Regions from separate parts of the Mus musculus genome. Here region 2 is linked to region 1. Evidence: chromatin loops called from intact Hi-C (ENCODE). Cell type or tissue: heart. All regions are shown on one strand.

Region 1 (8,000 bases):
GAAAGAAAAGAAGAACGAGAGAGCGCCTTGGGGGCATATCAGATATTTACATTATGATCCATATAAGTAGCAAAATCGTCGTTAAGATGAACTATGACATACTTTCATGGTTGGGAGTCACCACAACACGAGAAACCGTATTAAAGGGTCTCAGCGTTAGGAAGCTTCAGAATCACTGATATTAAGCGCCCCCCTCCCACCCCCGCGCTGGGGCGCGGGTGGGAGGGATCAGGAGGATGATGAGCCCTGCTGTGCCACCAGGCGCCCCTGCAATGCTGCCTTCTACCAACAGGGGGCAGGGCGCCCTCAGGAAATGATCCGGGTTCTCTTCAACTCTGCAATCAAGGTGGAGCGCTGGGTGAGAGCTTTTAATGCTCAGTGGTCATTTTCTAAGCTTCAGGCCCTATGCTGAGATCTAGGTGAGCTACGCAAAGAGCTTCCATCCTTCGAAGGATATGTCCCCAGGCACGTGGGGGTCTCCACATCGGCAAAGACTCTAGCTGCAGGAAGCCCCAAGAAGTGTTTCCAAGCAGGGGTGATGTGTGGAGGGGAGTGTCTTTCTTTTGCTCAAGTGGTAAAAACATACTTTTATTAGTAAGAATGGAATGCGATTCTATAAATTTAACACTGTTAACCATCAATTTCTTTCCCACTCCCATTTGGTGTGTGTGGCTTTCTTTTCTTTTCCTTGTTTGAGAATCTTGTCATGCATCTAATGTGTTTTGATCAAGTCCACCCCCATTCCCTCCCATACCTATCCATTATTCCTTCCCAACTGTGTGTGTGTGTGTGTTTAACTCATCGAGTCCGTTCGGTGCTGCTAGCAGATGCCTGGTGGTAGGATTGTGTACCGGAGCATGGGCAGCCTCTCAGGTCCTGTGCAAGTAGTCACAGCCTCTCTGAGTTCTAAAAAAGCCCACTCCACAAGACAGAACCCACACCTGGCTCCATTATTAAGGCCAAGGATCTGTGGCTAGAGAGGTCACAGGCCCCAGAGGAGGAACTATCACTGTTATTCTGTGAAACCAATGGTTTTCAACCTTTCTAATGCTGTGGCCCTCCTAGTTCCGTGAATAGGAACTTCTCACGTTGTGCTGACCCCCAACCATAGAATTACTTTTGTTGCTGCTTCATAACTGCAATTTTGCTCCTGTTTCGAATCATAATATCAATATCTGTGATTTCTGATGGTCTTAGGTGACTCCTATGAAAGGCTTATTTGACCCCTAAAGGGGTCCCAATCCACAGGTTGAAAACCGTTGTGTTAAATGACATAGTATTAACCGACTGCTTACGACATCATACCATGGATTGGGGCATCCTTCAACTCTCATCTAGGAAGCTTTTTTTTTTGCAGTAAATGGCAGTTAACACAGAGATGCACAGCTGGTCAGTGCGAGGGACTAAGGGATTCTGGAGTGCCTAGCCATACATGGGGCATCTATACCATATCCCCTCCTCTCAAGACTCAGGGATTACAGTGGAAGATTGGGCAAAAACATTCTAAGAGCCAGGGCCAGGAAGAATTCAAGCAAAAAGTGTTTTCCAGACACTAACAAGTCAGCTGCACATGTGACATGTTTCTTGAGCTGTCCATAAAGGTCGCTAGATTGCCACTCATAGGGGAGGGGCACAGCAAAGCAGCCTGAGGAGGTAGACTGAGTCTGTGTGCCCAGGCCCAGTGGTACATTTGCAACACAACTCTAGTGTGTGTGTATACACGTGTACATGTGTGCATTTTGAGACAGGGTTTCTCTGTGTAGCCCTGGCTGTCCTAGAACTTGATCTGTAGACCAGGCTAGCCTTTAATTCAAGAGATCCGCCTGCCTCTGCCTCCTGTGTACTGGGATAAAAGGTGTGCACCACCACTGCCTGGGTACAACACAGTTCTTGAATGTAAGACTGGGGGATCATTCAGGATGAGGGGTGTGGAATATTGCAGAGAAACAGGAAGTTTGATGTGAGATTGTGTCTGCCAGAAATGTCAGAGACGTTACAGACATGAGGTCTCTGTAACTTGGCTGCCTAAACATGACCTGAACAAGACTGACATCAGTAGACACACTAAAACAGAAGGGGAAAACTCACAGGGCCTCAACCCCGTAAGAAGGACCACAGCAACCAAGGGATGCTGAGAGCAGGGGAAATTGTCTTCCCCAGGGAAGAGCACAGCAGTTGGTTATCCAGTACCAAATGCTCATCTCTGACAACATATGCAAACATGAGATGCGAGCTGAGCAGGCTGTATTTGTATATTTAGGAATGTGTGAGCTTTAGCATGTCCCTTTATTTGTCTGAGTTTAGACTAACTCGGCCTTGATCTGAAAGGAAACCCCGTGCACGTGTAAGGTAGGAGGCTCTCTAGGTAGCACCAATTATTCAGGAAGCAGGGCTCCAGAAGGCTGAAAGCTTTGTGTGTGTGTGTGTGTGTGTGTGTGTGTGCGCGTGCGTGAGCGTGCGCATGTGCCTGTATGTGTTAGTGTGTATGTATGTATAAATGTGTGTGTTTGTGCATGTGTATATATGCATATGTATATGTATGTGTGTATGTATGTACATGTATATATGCGTGTGTTTATGCATGTGTGTATATGTGTGTGAGTGTGTGCATATGTGTGTGAGAGTGTGTATATTTTGTGTATGTGCATATTTGCATATATGTATATGCACATGTGTATGAGTATGTGTGTATATTTGTATGCATGTGCATGTATATATGTATGTTTTTGTTCATGTGTGTGTATGTGTATGAGTGTGTATGTGCATGTGAGTATATGTGTGTGTATACCAATCCATGCACACTCTCAGAGGTCAGAGGAGGGCAACAGGTACCCTTCTTTATCACTCTCTACTTTGTTCCCTTGAGTCATAGTCACATACACCCGTGCCCAGATTTTTACCTGGGTCTGGGGATCTGAACGCTGGGCCCTTACATTTGCAGAGCAAGCCATCTTCCTCTCTAAGCTGTTTCCCCCGCTCCACTATAAATATTAACTCCTGCTCCATTGCTGATTTGCTGGGTAGCCTAATGTCTCTGGGCCTCATAAAACCATGGAGATAAATGATGCTCTGTGCTTCGTTGTCATCCCCCCCGCCCCGCCCCCAGCAACAAGGGGAAACTAAATGCAGATGCTCTCTCTTTACGCTGCTCAAAGAAAGGCTATAACGAAAGCGTTATTAACTGCACCCACTAACCACTGTGACGCTGCCTTGAAGTTGGGTGGGAGAAGCTGATTCCCTTGGGCAGGGCTTCCTCCAAGCTCCTGTGCCCTTTACAGGCATAGCCGGCCTCTAATTAGCTCCTCCATAGTACGCCCAGGAGGTGGGCGGAAGGGGTGGGCGGGGCTGGGAGTAGAACACTCCCCTAGTTCCCAGGGTCCATGTCCACCTCTGTTCTCACTGGGTCAGCTGGGTTTCCCTTTCTGGTCATCAGTTTCCCCTGACAGAATGTATCGCGGCATAGTGCGTAGTGTGACTCAGATTGCTGCCTCGCCCTCTGTCACAGGAAGGGCACTGCTTGTTCCTTTGGGTCCGTGTGTCTTGTCTATGGCCAGGTCTTGTGGGGCCAGCGACTGTCACGGACTCGCATGTAATTCAGAGTCTGTTTCTCACTTGTGCCATGGTGTGGCAGCTGACCCGGGGCTGACCCCAGCTGCAGGGAGCAGCTTAGACACAGCATGCGGTTGTGATATTGTCCCCTCTGTCTTCCCGCAGGCCCTGTTGGGCTCTAAGACTTCCCTCAGCTGCACAGGCAAGCTGGAGAAGCCTAGGGATGGCTGCCCTGTCCTGTGGATGGAGCCAGTGGCTGTCACTTTCCACCCTTGCTGAGGCCTGTGGGGACTCTCCCCGTACCGGCTACTCTCCCCCACCCCCACTCCATTGCCTCCTCTGTAGACAACTGTTCTCATTCTGTCTTCCCTTTACCACAAGCCCTATTTTTAACTTTCAGCTTTGGGGGTGGGGAGGGAGGGCAATGGGAGGGTGATGGGGGGGGGGGTTGGGAGCATTCCCTCTCTCCCTGTCTGACCTCTTCCCTCTTCAGTCCCACTAGTGTCCTTACCCTCCTCCAATGTCCCACCCTCCCCAGGCTCCTCCCCTTCATTCATCCTTTCCTCCAACCTGGCTCTCCTGTCTCCCAGGCTCATCCTACCAGGCTGCTTGATCTTCAAAGGTGCCCTCCAGGGATATCTCTGTGCAATGTTCTTTTCATCCTCTAGGTGGCAGCAGTTGTTCATGGTGCCCCATTCCTACCGCGAGACTGCCCCTCCTCCCCACCCCTCGACCACTAGTGACTATTTTAGTGACTGTAGCAGCCACTGGCAGCCACTCCCTCTTTCTGGAGCCTGACCCTTTCGTGGTGTCCATGCCTCTGACTTCTTCAGGCCCCTTCTATCCTTTCTGTTAACTGTTGGCGTCAGCTGGTGGCTTGGAAGCAGCGGCGTCTGTTTGCTACCACTGAGACTTGCTCCACAAGTCACCAGCCCTGTTTCTCCGTGGGTCTGACCAACAGTGGTGTCAGAGTGGTGTGTGTGTGTGTGTGTGTGTGTGTGAGTGTGTGTGTATATCTAGGCCTACTTGGGCTGAGCCCAGTCTTGGTTTCTGTTGCACAGTGATGTGTCTGCCCTCACTGGATGGCACCGAGCGCTGCTCCCTTTGCCTGGTATTTTGGCCATGGCACAGAGCACCAGGTTGAGGACCAGGTCAGCAAGGAAGAATACTGAGCCAGTGATGAGAACTCAGTTCCAAAGACCCTGTCCCCAGCAGTCCTCAACCTGATGCTTCCCTCTGAAGTCATCTGAAGTTTTCAATTGTCACTTCAAAAAGGACTTATTTTTATTTTATGTGTATGAATGATTGTCTCCATGTATACACGTGCACCATGTGCACGCTTGGTACCTGTAGAAGCCAGAAGAAGGTATTTGATGCCTTGGAATTGGAATTATGGGAAATTGTGAGCTGCCATGTGGTTGCTGGGAATCAAACCCAGGACCTCTGCAAGAGTAGCCAGTGCTCTTAACCACTGAGCCATCTCTCCAGCCCCTCACTTTTTTGTCACCTTCAACTGCCTGCTTTCTGACAGGTACCTTGGGCTCAGTCTGGCTTCTATCCACCCACCCTCCGCTGTGTTTTCTCCCATCCTGAGGCCTAGAGCCCCACGTCTCCAGCATAGCCTGAGCTCAGGATTTCAGGCCTGTGGTACCAGCGACCCCAGATTCTGTGGTGGAATGCCTGTGGTGGCTCTCAGTACACAGTGTGAGGTGCTGGCGAGATGGCTCAGTCAGCAAAGGCACAACTGTGAGGACCTGAGTTCGATGCCTAGAACCCACATTTTAAAAAAAGGTCTGGAGTCTCTGGCATGCACCTGCAATCCCAGAGCTAGGGTGGACTTTGCTGTCTGACCAGCTTAGGTGAATTGGCAGGCTCCAAGTTTAGTCAAAAGCTTGCCTCAAAAACCAATGGGGTAGAGCAACTGAAGAAGACACTTAGCACTGGCTTACCCCACCACCACACATGTCATATATACACACCAGAAACACACACATACACGCACACACACATCATATACACATACTACAAACACATACACACCGTACACACACACATACCACACATACATATCATACACACATACCATACACATATACCACAAACACACACCATACACACACACCACAAATACACACTATATATACAAATCATATATATAGCCACACATCATATATACACACACCACACACACATATCATACACACATTCTATACATATACACCACAAACACACCACAAACATACCACATCACACACCATACACAAATGCACACCACACACACACATACACACATACCATATACACACACCACAGATACCCACCACACACACACACACACACACACACACACACACACACACACATGCCCACACCACATCCTTCTATCCTTTGTCTCCCCCAACTATCTGATGTAGGGATATTGTGCTCCTCATTGCATGTATCCATCCATCTTTCCATCTCTCTGTCCATCTATCTGCCTATTTATCAATCCACCTGCCCTCCATCCATCCATCCATCCATCCATCCATCCATCCATCCATCCAGGCTTCCTCATAACAATGATGATGTTAATAAAAGCCTGTGTTTATTGAGCACCTACTTGGCTCTAATTAATGTTCTAATTAATCTCCACATATTAACTCACACTCAAACAAATCCACGCAGAGACTAGGAGCCAGGCCCAGGCTTAAGTAACTTGAGCTGGCACACATAGAGTCAGATGCATACTGCTCAAGCCACAGGCCTGGGAGTCAACCTGGCTTGCTCTTCCTGATCCACCTGTCATGACATCCGGCTGGCTTGGCTGCCATAGTTGTTCAGAATCTGACCTGTTTCTCTGACCTCATCCAGGACACCTTTCTGAGCTTGCAGCAGTGGCCTCTAGTTTCTGTGATGCACACTCCTAAACAGGCACCGTCAAGCCCTGACCTGCTGGGCCTGATTGAGAACAGGTCTACAGGGTACGGCTGAGGCTATGTCATTACCAAGTGCCTGATAACTGTTGAGAAGAGAGGCTCGTGGGCCATCTTGGAATGTCTCAAAGCTCTGAACACATCAGGAGTGATCTCAGGTACCCTGAGAGCCTCTAGACATGGCCGTTCACTCACTAAGTGGGGTCCTTCCCCTGCTGGCTGCAGCTGTTCATGTTGCCAGTTTGGGTGTGGCCAGTCAGACACAGTCAAATAACCCAGAGCCCTTTTTCTGGTACCTCTGATACTCCTCTTTGATGGCTGTGGTGGAGAGTTCCAGAGCTGGGGAAATGAGGACCATGATGTGTCTTCCTGGTGGCTGTCTCCCCACAGGGGACCATTTGTAGAGTCATCGCAGGAAACAGAGGCTAGGTCAACAGGGACAGCTATGCCCACGGCCCACCCTGCAGTCTTCTGGGCTGAATATCTACTGGCCCCGGGGCTCCTTCCAGCTTTGCAGTGGCCAGGGAGTCTGTAGGAAGGAGCTCAGGGCCGAAGGGACGCCAGATGGAGGACCAGTCCAGTTCAGCAAAGCAGAAGGCGAAAACAGGTCCCAGCTGGGGGTTCTTTCCAGCTGGACCTAGGATATGCTGAGACAGATCTGTGTCCCGCTGAATAAGTTCTGATTAACTGCACTGCCTTTGAACCTGGCAGAAGCGGAGGTGCTGGGGTGCATCAGGTAGGGACTGAGTTAATAAAAATATCTGAGTTTGTTTCGGTGCAGCTCATTGGGTGGACCAGTAGCCACAGTCAAGTGGGGGGTGGGGGGTTGGCCTGCAGACTTCTCTTCAAGAGACACTCCCTAGGACTGGCTGGCAGCCTGCCCTGCAAATGGTAGCCCCTCCCCCTCACAGGGAAGGGCACCCCGCCTCTCTTCGTTCTGTCTAGTCAGTGACAGAGCTGGGGAATCCTATGGCCAGGCCATATTTGGTGCTCCTAGTGCGTCTTGAGATGTCCTCATGGCTAGGCTTGATGAAGCTTGTCCCAGTTCATGCTATTGTGGTGTCAGAGCACCATAGTCTGCGGGTTCCTACCTCCTACGGCTCCCCTTCTCCCCTGCACCCTTTGTGGGAATATCCCCAGGGACTCTGTCTTGTATGACACAAGGGGCTCTTGCAGTACCCACCGTCCCGGCAGGAATACATAGCCTGGAAAAAAAACAGCCTGCGCAGCCCCACAAAGTCTATCCTTTGTGGGATTCTGGGCACAGGGGTCGGAGGGCATAAGATCCTGTTTTATTTAGCCTTTGGCTTTGCTGAGCTGGACTGGTCCTCCATCTGGCGGCCCTGCGGCCCTGAGCTCCTTCCTACAGCCCCCATGACCTCTGTGGGCTTTGAAGAGTGTCAGGGCACAGAACGTGTGGAGATATTCTGGCTCCACTTCCCTATATTCATAGAGAATCACAGAGAAGTTGAGTTAGCCATCTTTCCTGCAGCCGCATAGTAGCTTTGAGGAAGGCTGGCCAGGGGCGTGGTCTATACA
Region 2 (8,000 bases), 650 kb after region 1:
CAAGACTACCAAGTGGTCTGGGAGATGGATGGCTCCGTTGGAAAAGAGCTTGTCATGCAGCCTGAGGGCCTGAGTTCAATTCTCAGAACTTGTATAAAACTGTCAGGCATAGTGGCACGTGCTTGTCCTCCAGTGCTGGGGAGACAGACACACGGATTCCTGGGAATCACCAGCCACCCTGCCTAGTCTAAGCAGTTAGTCCTGTGTCCCAGTGAGATGCAACACTCAAAGTTGTCATACACATGACAACATACACATGTACATACGCACCAAGAAGCAATAAAAGGGCTACCTGATGTTCCAGTGACACAGAAGAACAAAGGAGAGCAGAACACAGCTGACAGAAATTGTGGTTTATTTTAAATGTATCTTGTTTGCACACTAAAAAGAAAGAGAGAAAGAGAGAGAGGGAGGGAGAAGGAAGGAAGGAAGGAAGGAAGGAAGGAAGGAAGGAAGGAAGGAAAGGGAGGGAGGGAGGGAGAGAGAGAGAGAGAGAGAGAGAGAGAGAGAGAGAGAGAGAGAGAGAGAGAGAGAGAGAAAGAGAGAAAGAAAGAAAGAAAGAAAGAAAGAAAGAAAGAAAGAAAGAAAGAAAGAAAGAAAGAAAGAAAGAAAGAAAGAAAGAAAGAAAGAAAATTTCTGCTGGTATTATTATACCAATGATGGGTATAGTATGACTGTTAATTCAGAACTCTATAGGCTTGCACACTGTAGGCCCACACTCTGTAGGCTCTCACACTGTAGGCCCACACACTGTAGGTTAGGACACTGTAGGATCGCACACTGTAGCTTATACACTGTAGGATCGCACACTGTAGCTCTCTCACTGTAGGTCCACACACTGTAAGCTAGCACACTGTAGGATCACACACTGTAGCTCTCTCACTGTAGGCTTGCACACTGTAGGATCACACACTGTAGCTCTCACACTGTTGACTTGCATGTTGGGGCCTGAGCCACAAGCTATAGCATGTGTGAACTTCAGCCTGAGCTGTGCCCGCCTGCCACTGGCGACTGTACTCCCAGTGTCTGTAGCCTAGATAGAGCTTGGGCCTATTCTGAGGATTTCCATGACATTAACTAAACGACCCCCACAATAGCCCTACTGTGAAACTGTCCTGTCACAGTTCCCTTTGGGCAGGTATGGAAACTGAGGCACAGGGGACGGAAGTAACTAGAGTGAGCTGGTAAAGCCAGAAAAATTACATCATACCTAAGCCAGAGGTGTTTGTGAGTGTGTCTGGTGCTAAGTGGCCCTCCTACTCTGCCAGCCCCTGCCTCGTTGTGGGGTACTGTCACCCAGCTCTTAGGCCCCCTCTGAAATGCAGCTGCTTTCCCCTTTCAGGCACACAGATGGGCCCAGAGTAGTTGCAGAGGCCATAGTCGCATGACTGGCCAACTGTGGCTTGCAAGTATATCTCTACGTCTATTTCCTTCTCCCTGCATGCCCCCATTTACTTATCCACCTGTCTGTCCTATAGGAGAAATCACCACCACGTCTCTGCTGGACCGAGAGACCAAGTCTGAATACATACTCATCGTGCGTGCTGTGGATGGCGGTGTGGGCCACAACCAGAAAACTGGCATTGCCACAGTGAGTACATCCCTACTGTCCAGGTCCCTCCTCCCTGCTGACCAGGTCCCTCCTCCCTGATGACCAGGTCCCTCCTCCCTGCTGACCAGGTCCCTCCTCCATGCTGACCAGGTCCCTCCTCCCTGATGACTAGGGCCCTCCTCCCTGATGACCAGGTCCCTCCTCCCTACTGACCAGGTCCCTCCACCCTACTCTTCAGGTCCCTCCTCCCTGATGACCAGGTCCCTCCTCCCTGATGACCAGGTCCCTCCTCCCTGATGACCAGGTCCCTCCTCCCTGATGACCAGGTCCCTCTTCCCTGCTGTCCAGGTCCCTCCTCCCTGCTCCCCTTCAGTTCTCCTTCTCAGGCCTCTGGGTACCATGTCCTGAACCAGCGTGAGACACTATAAGGTGGTATCTGCAGACAGTGGCCATGGGGAAAGGAAGGCCTTGCCTCTGGGACACAGGACACCCAGAAAAGCACAATAGAATAATACTTCCATGCTATTCCAAAGGCCCAGCAGAGTAGCAAGCGGCAGAGGACATGAACCCCAAACTCCTCTCATGCTCTCCAAAACATCTAAGCAGAAGCCACACTTCCCGAGGGACTGGCCACTGCCCCACCTACAAACACCTATAGTGCTGAGTCTCCCTGCCTCTGAGAAGGGAAGGCCCAGGGTCCCATCAAGGCCGCCTCACCACAAAGGAGCTTCGGGAGGAGAGTGGGAGCCTGGTGGCAGAAGGGAGAGCAGGGACAGTGAGGAGCACAAAGGGGCCCTGAGACAGAAACACCCACAGTGGGGTGACCTGGTGCTTCAGCCACATCCAGTCCCCCTCCCCACATTGTCCTGGGCTCCCTCGGGAGGCCTCTTGCTTCACCTTGCTCCATGGTCCTTGCCCACCTGGGAAAGCTGCCCCATTCTTGCCACCAGAGGAACTGGGAAGCTCAAAGGATCCTCTCAGGTCCCCAACTGGGGGTGTGTGTCATCTTTACCTCTCCCAAGACCAAGTGGCTGAGAGAAGTCTGGATTGCAACGAGGATTTCAGATACCATATCTGTTCTCTGGCTCCTCCTAGGACAGCACCTACACTCCCTCCTTGGGACCTAGCCCCACCTTGCCCTTGACAACCTAGGCTCTCCTTGAAATAAGGTGACAGGCATAGTGATTGGAACTGAGACCCCTGCATGCCCCCCGCCCCTGCCCTTTGCCCTTGTCAGCCATCACGGACCACAGCGCCCCTTGTGGTCCACAGGTGAATGTCACCCTCCTAGACATCAATGACAACCACCCTACCTGGAAGGATGCTCCTTACTACATCAACCTGGTAGAGATGACACCTCCAGACTCTGATGTGACCACGGTAAGTAGAGGCACAGCAAGTGCCAGGCAACCTTGCCATGGTGGGTGAATTCCCCCATGATTCCCCTGGCCTGCCAGAGACTTGGTGTTTCATTCCAAGCTGGTTCATGCCCTTTACCACTGAGGCACTGCCGTCCTTGGCCTGGCTAGTTCTGTCCCACGTCATCCTCCCAGGGCTACCTCAGCATGGGGTTGAGGCTTACCCCAGGAATTCTCTGGCAGAGGATGCCTGGTGTTCGCCCCACATCCTGTGTGCACCTGCTATGTCCAGGATATGACTTAAAACAGGGATAGGAAACACACCAGAGACGCTGGGCCCCAGGCTGGAAGCTGGCTTGCAAGAGCAGGAGAGGCCTGTGGCCCACTTGCTCTACCCAATTCTCAGATTCACATTTGTATGCCTGTCCTCCCCTAACCTTTGAACTCCATTTAGCCCTATCGGGGAAAGGTAGTCCCCACATGTCTAACCAACGGCCACCGGACACTCCTGTGTTGGACACGAACTCTGACAGCTCTCAGTAGTCCTGTTGACTGAGTGCCTGATCTGTCCGTCCTACACTTCCCCAGGAATGCCTCGTGAAATCTCTCTTTCTCAGGATACCTCCCCCCACCCCCGACAGCAGGACTCAGAGCTCAAGGCCCCAGAACCAGAGAGAGGTAGTGTGGGGCCTTGTACTCAGGTCTGCAGGCTTTTCAGTAAGGATTTAGAGCCCACCTGACCCAGCCCTTGTCCCTCTGTAGACTCGCGGGATACCTGGCAGAGCCCTAGGCTCTGAAGAACTGGAGAATCCTATAGATTGGGGCAGGTTCAGTGGCTTTGCATCAGGCTCTGAGAACCTGCTCCACCCACACCTGGTACCTAACCTCAGGGTTCTCACGCAGCACTGCCGTGAGATCCTGAAAGAGATGGGCTCTATCTGGACCAGATAGGGAGAGTAGAAACCGGGAAGGAAGGAAGGAAGGAAGGAAGGAAGGAAGGAAGGAAGGAAGGAAGGAAGGAAGGAAGGAAGGAAGGGGAAGGAAGGAAGGAAGGAAGGAAGGAAGGGGAAGGAAGGAAGGAAGGAAGGAAGGAAGGAAGGAAGGAAGGAAGGAAGGAAGGAAGGGGGAGGGGGGAGGGAGGGAGTGAGGGAGGGAGGGAGGGAGGGAGGGAGGGAGGGAGGGAGGGAGGGAGGGACTGAGAGGGAAGGGGGTGTGGTTATCCAGTGCTTCCACGTGTTCAAGATCTGAGTGGTCCTCAGCAGTTCATCCTGTCCCCTTCCTGAGAATCCCAAGCAGCAAGACAGGGCGGATGATCTAGAATGCATGGGTTTTCAAAACTGGGGGCTATAATTAGAAGTCTCTAGCTGAGGTTCTTACAGGGGTTCTCTAAGGCACTGGTCCCACAGCACTCTCTGCTGCCACCTTGTGGGCACCCTGGTGCAGGCTCAAAATAATCTCCAGGTTCCCAACTTGGGATCCCAAGAGTGGCTCTGGAATGCCCACCTCTGAACCACCCATCTGTCACTATGTTTCTGGAAAATTCCTCTCACGAGAAATTGAGAGCCAAGTGATGGAGGTCCTCTATAGGGGGCTAGGGGTGCTCTCTAGACTGCAGAAGCCTTCAGCCACCAGGGGCTTTGTGCTAGAACTTTGTGTGGAGGCTCTGCCTCCAGAGGGGCCTCATGTCATGCTCTCCCCAGACTCACCACTGGCTCCCGTCTTATCCAGCATAAAAGCCGGAGTCAGGGTGGAAAGATGGCTCAGTGGTGAGAGTGTCTGCTCACAACACTTCATATTCATATTGGTTGGGACTGGCCCTAACCTACCTTCCCATTCCTACCACACACGTACGCGCATACAGGTGCTCACATATGTGTTAACAAAAACACATCTACATTCACATCTATCCTATATCCCATGCACCTGAAACACACATATATTAACACATATTCCCAGTACTCATAGAAAGCTGGTCAGGGCTTTGTACCCAAGTATCTATATCCCCAGCACAATGACTGGCAGGCACGGGATTGCTGGAGCTTGCTGGCCACCAGCCTAGCTCCCGCTTCAGCAAAAACCCTGTCTTAGGGAAATGTGTCAGAGCGTGGTAGAGAAGGACAACTATCCTGCACACACACATACATGCGCACACACACAAGCACATGCATACACACACACATGCACCCATACATGCATGCACACACACACACTGATAGCCTACAGGACCCATCTATCGTTACCTTGAGCAGCTATGTAGGCCTCAGGCAACATGGCAGACACAGGGCTACAGTCCTGAGTGTCTCAGGAAGAAGACAGCAAAATCAAAATTAAAAGTGTGTTATATTAAGCAACTGGCAAATGTAATATGCAGCTTTGGTATCGGGAAATGTAGAGTTTGTAGATGTTTAATTACACAGAAAGGCAAATTCTAGGTTAGATTCTCTAGATGTAAGAATGCTCCAGAACTTGGTAGAACTCCAGGTTGCATGTGATAAGTGCCAAGAAACCAAGTGGCTTACTCATTAATTAAGTTGGTTACAGAAAAGTCATTTCAAGATGAATCACCATAGAAATGCTTTAAGTTTCATAACCCCTGAAACACTGTGAGCATATTGTAATGCCTTTGACAAGGCCCCGGGGCCTGGGGTCTCCCTGCAGCCCAGGTGAGGCAGGGCTGTGGTTAGGCACAGGAAAGGCAGCTGTAACAGAGAGTGGTTAGTGAAGAGCCAAGGAATAATAAGAAAGCAATGCTGGCTGGGACTGGCCTGCCTCGTGACCTACCTTCCCACACCTACCACATGCCTACACATACATGAACTCCCATATGTGTTAACAAAAATACATCTACATATATATCTATCCTACAATGTCATTCACATGCATGCACATATAGTAACACATATATACACATATGCGCATGCATGCACATGCGCACACACACACTCACACACTGACCTTTCCATTGCTTGCACACTCACCTCTCCCTGACTGAATACTGACGCATCCCCCACAAGAACTCTGTTTCCTGACCTCCACCACACCTGCTCCCTCCATCCTAACTTAACATGCCACCTCTGAGTAGCTCACTGTCCTCTGCCACCTCATACTGTCTCCTGAGAAATTCCACAGTCCGGGCTTATCTGTTAAATTACCTACATATAAGGAAGAAGTTAGCTTAGTGGATAAATAGGCAGCCTCTGGCATCAAAGGACCTGCGTTCTAATTCCAGTGACACCAGTCATCAGCTCTGTGGCCTTAGGCAGGTTACTGACCCTCTCTGTGTTCCCTCCCACTCCCTAGAAAATGGGGCTGGTAAGAGTCTCCAGTTGAGACTGCTGTGGTCAGATCTTGCAGGTATATGTGTGTGCTGTGCTGTGTATATGTGTAAGATATGACCACCTCAGCTGTCAAACCTTGCGCTCCACCTTGCTTGGGTCAGAGTCTCCTGCCGTTCATCACCCCGTTCTCCAGACTTATCTGGCCCAAGAGATTCTAGGGGTTCGTCTGCCTCTGCCTGCATCCTGCCCCAAGGGTCTGGCATCACGTGCCGGTGCTGTGTGCTTTTGCTTCTGGTGTTTATGTGGGTTCTGAGGATTTGAACTTGGGTCACTGGGTTTGGGTGGCAACTGTTTTGCCCACCAGGCCATCACCCCAGGTCCCTGTGTTGGGTTTTGATTGGTCGAAATGCCAAAAGCACTGAGACCTGGCAGCCGCCGCCACCAGCAGTCTGTCTGTCTGGTTCACTGTGGAGTGACAGCCTGGCACACCCCAGCTGAGCAATATCTCTCCAGTGCTCAGTGTTTACGGCTGTGTTCAGCTGCTGGGATGGTAAGCTTAGCCCCATCTCCACTCAGCCTCTGGCTGTGTCTGTACTGTCTCCTCCCCAACTGGAGAATCTGTTGGTGGCCCAAGGGCCACAGTAACATAAGCAATAGCTGTGACCCCAGAAGCCCACAGTGATGGAAATCCAGGCTTTCCCAGAGTCTTTGGCAGATAAGCCTGCACCCGTGTGTCCCTTCATCCAGTGCCCTTTGAGTTGGCAGAGCACATGTATCCCGGGGCCTCAGTGTGTCGGACATGTGGGCTCCAGAGGTGTCTAACTGATGGGCATACACTGCAGGCCAAATGTCTCCCTTGTCTTTCTCTCTCTTCCCTCAATGAGCATGGACCCAGCTCTCCCTGTTTCTCCTGTGGCCTCCTTCAAGGACCTGCTGATGGGCATTGATTTAGAGCCTTTCACCGCCCTCCAGCAAAATAAAGAAGAGGGAGAGGGAGAGAATTATTCCCCGTCAGGCGGGAGAAAAATGACGAGCGTGAAATGGGAAATAGATGAGGGGAGAGTGTGAGTCTACAGGCTTGCCCAGGAGGAGCCACCAGGCAGGGTCTCAGCCTCTGTCTTCTCCCAGGCCCCCTTTCCACCCCATGACCAAAGGCCAGCGCCCACTCACTGCTAGAGTATGGGGCAGCTCTCTGGTGTCCTGTGCCGTACCGTTTCTCTCACTGTGAAATTGACAGCACGTGCTGACCTGGCCTAGGTTGTTTTGGCTTCGCATCTCGGTTTCCCCATCCCGAAGAACAGGGATGAAGAGACATATCCCTTCTGTAACGGCTGAGACACAGAGACTCAAGGCACACTTGCTCCCCTCAGTGACACGATGCAGCCTGGCTTGAATTGCGCCTGGGATGAATTGTCTCCTGTTGTAAAATGGGGTGGTGGGGGCCCATCATAGAAGCCAACATGGTCACAATACAGTGAAGGGATCAAGGGCTGGAAGGTGGGGACCCCTCTGTATCCCTCAGCAAGGCTAGGGAGAACATAGGATAAGGGGATCTGGAATGAGATGCCTGTGGTGAAGGGAGCCTCACTGGAGAGGGACATGACCTGTAAGCCTCTCTCCCTGCCCCCAGAACCAGAGATGATGACAAGTAGAACCCCTGGCCACATGTCATATATCTATCTGTTCTGGTCTAGTGACCCCAGAGACACCTCAGCTAGGGATTAAGCCAGAGCGGGGACAGATTCTGCTGCAAGCGCATAAAAGCTCACACCAAGTGAGACGAAGGAGCTGACCAACCCTGGCTGTCATTGC

Evidence for each region. A loop is a pair of places that touch in the nucleus more often than their neighbours do. Peaks named below come from ENCODE experiments on the same cell type or tissue, not always from the same donor. Only the 100,000 strongest peaks of a DNase experiment are listed, where the experiment ranks them.
Region 2: a loop joins it to region 1, with 2.8 times the contacts of the local background. A loop is called at or near these places in 5 of 42 quality-filtered maps.

What each region holds. Positions count from the first base shown.
Region 1 is chr10:61,064,836-61,072,835 of GRCm38, reverse strand. No RefSeq gene overlaps it. Among named protein-coding and RNA genes, the nearest start is that of Pcbd1, 20 kb to the left of the region's middle. In heart, CTCF peaks have their summits at 85, 288 (motif pointing right) and 4,214 (motif pointing right); a DNase peak (open chromatin) is centred at 4,125; H3K4me3 peaks cover 1,945 bases; H3K27ac peaks cover 3,388 bases.
Region 2 is chr10:60,414,637-60,422,636 of GRCm38, reverse strand. It overlaps Cdh23 (cadherin 23 (otocadherin)), which reads left to right. Exons shown (of 71, transcript NM_023370.3): 22 at 1,479-1,591; 23 at 2,825-2,932. It also overlaps a transcript of Vsir not described here. Among named protein-coding and RNA genes, the nearest start is that of Gm17455, 19 kb to the right of the region's middle. In heart, CTCF peaks have their summits at 2,821 and 4,340 (motif pointing left); a DNase peak (open chromatin) is centred at 4,306; H3K27me3 peaks cover 1,073 bases.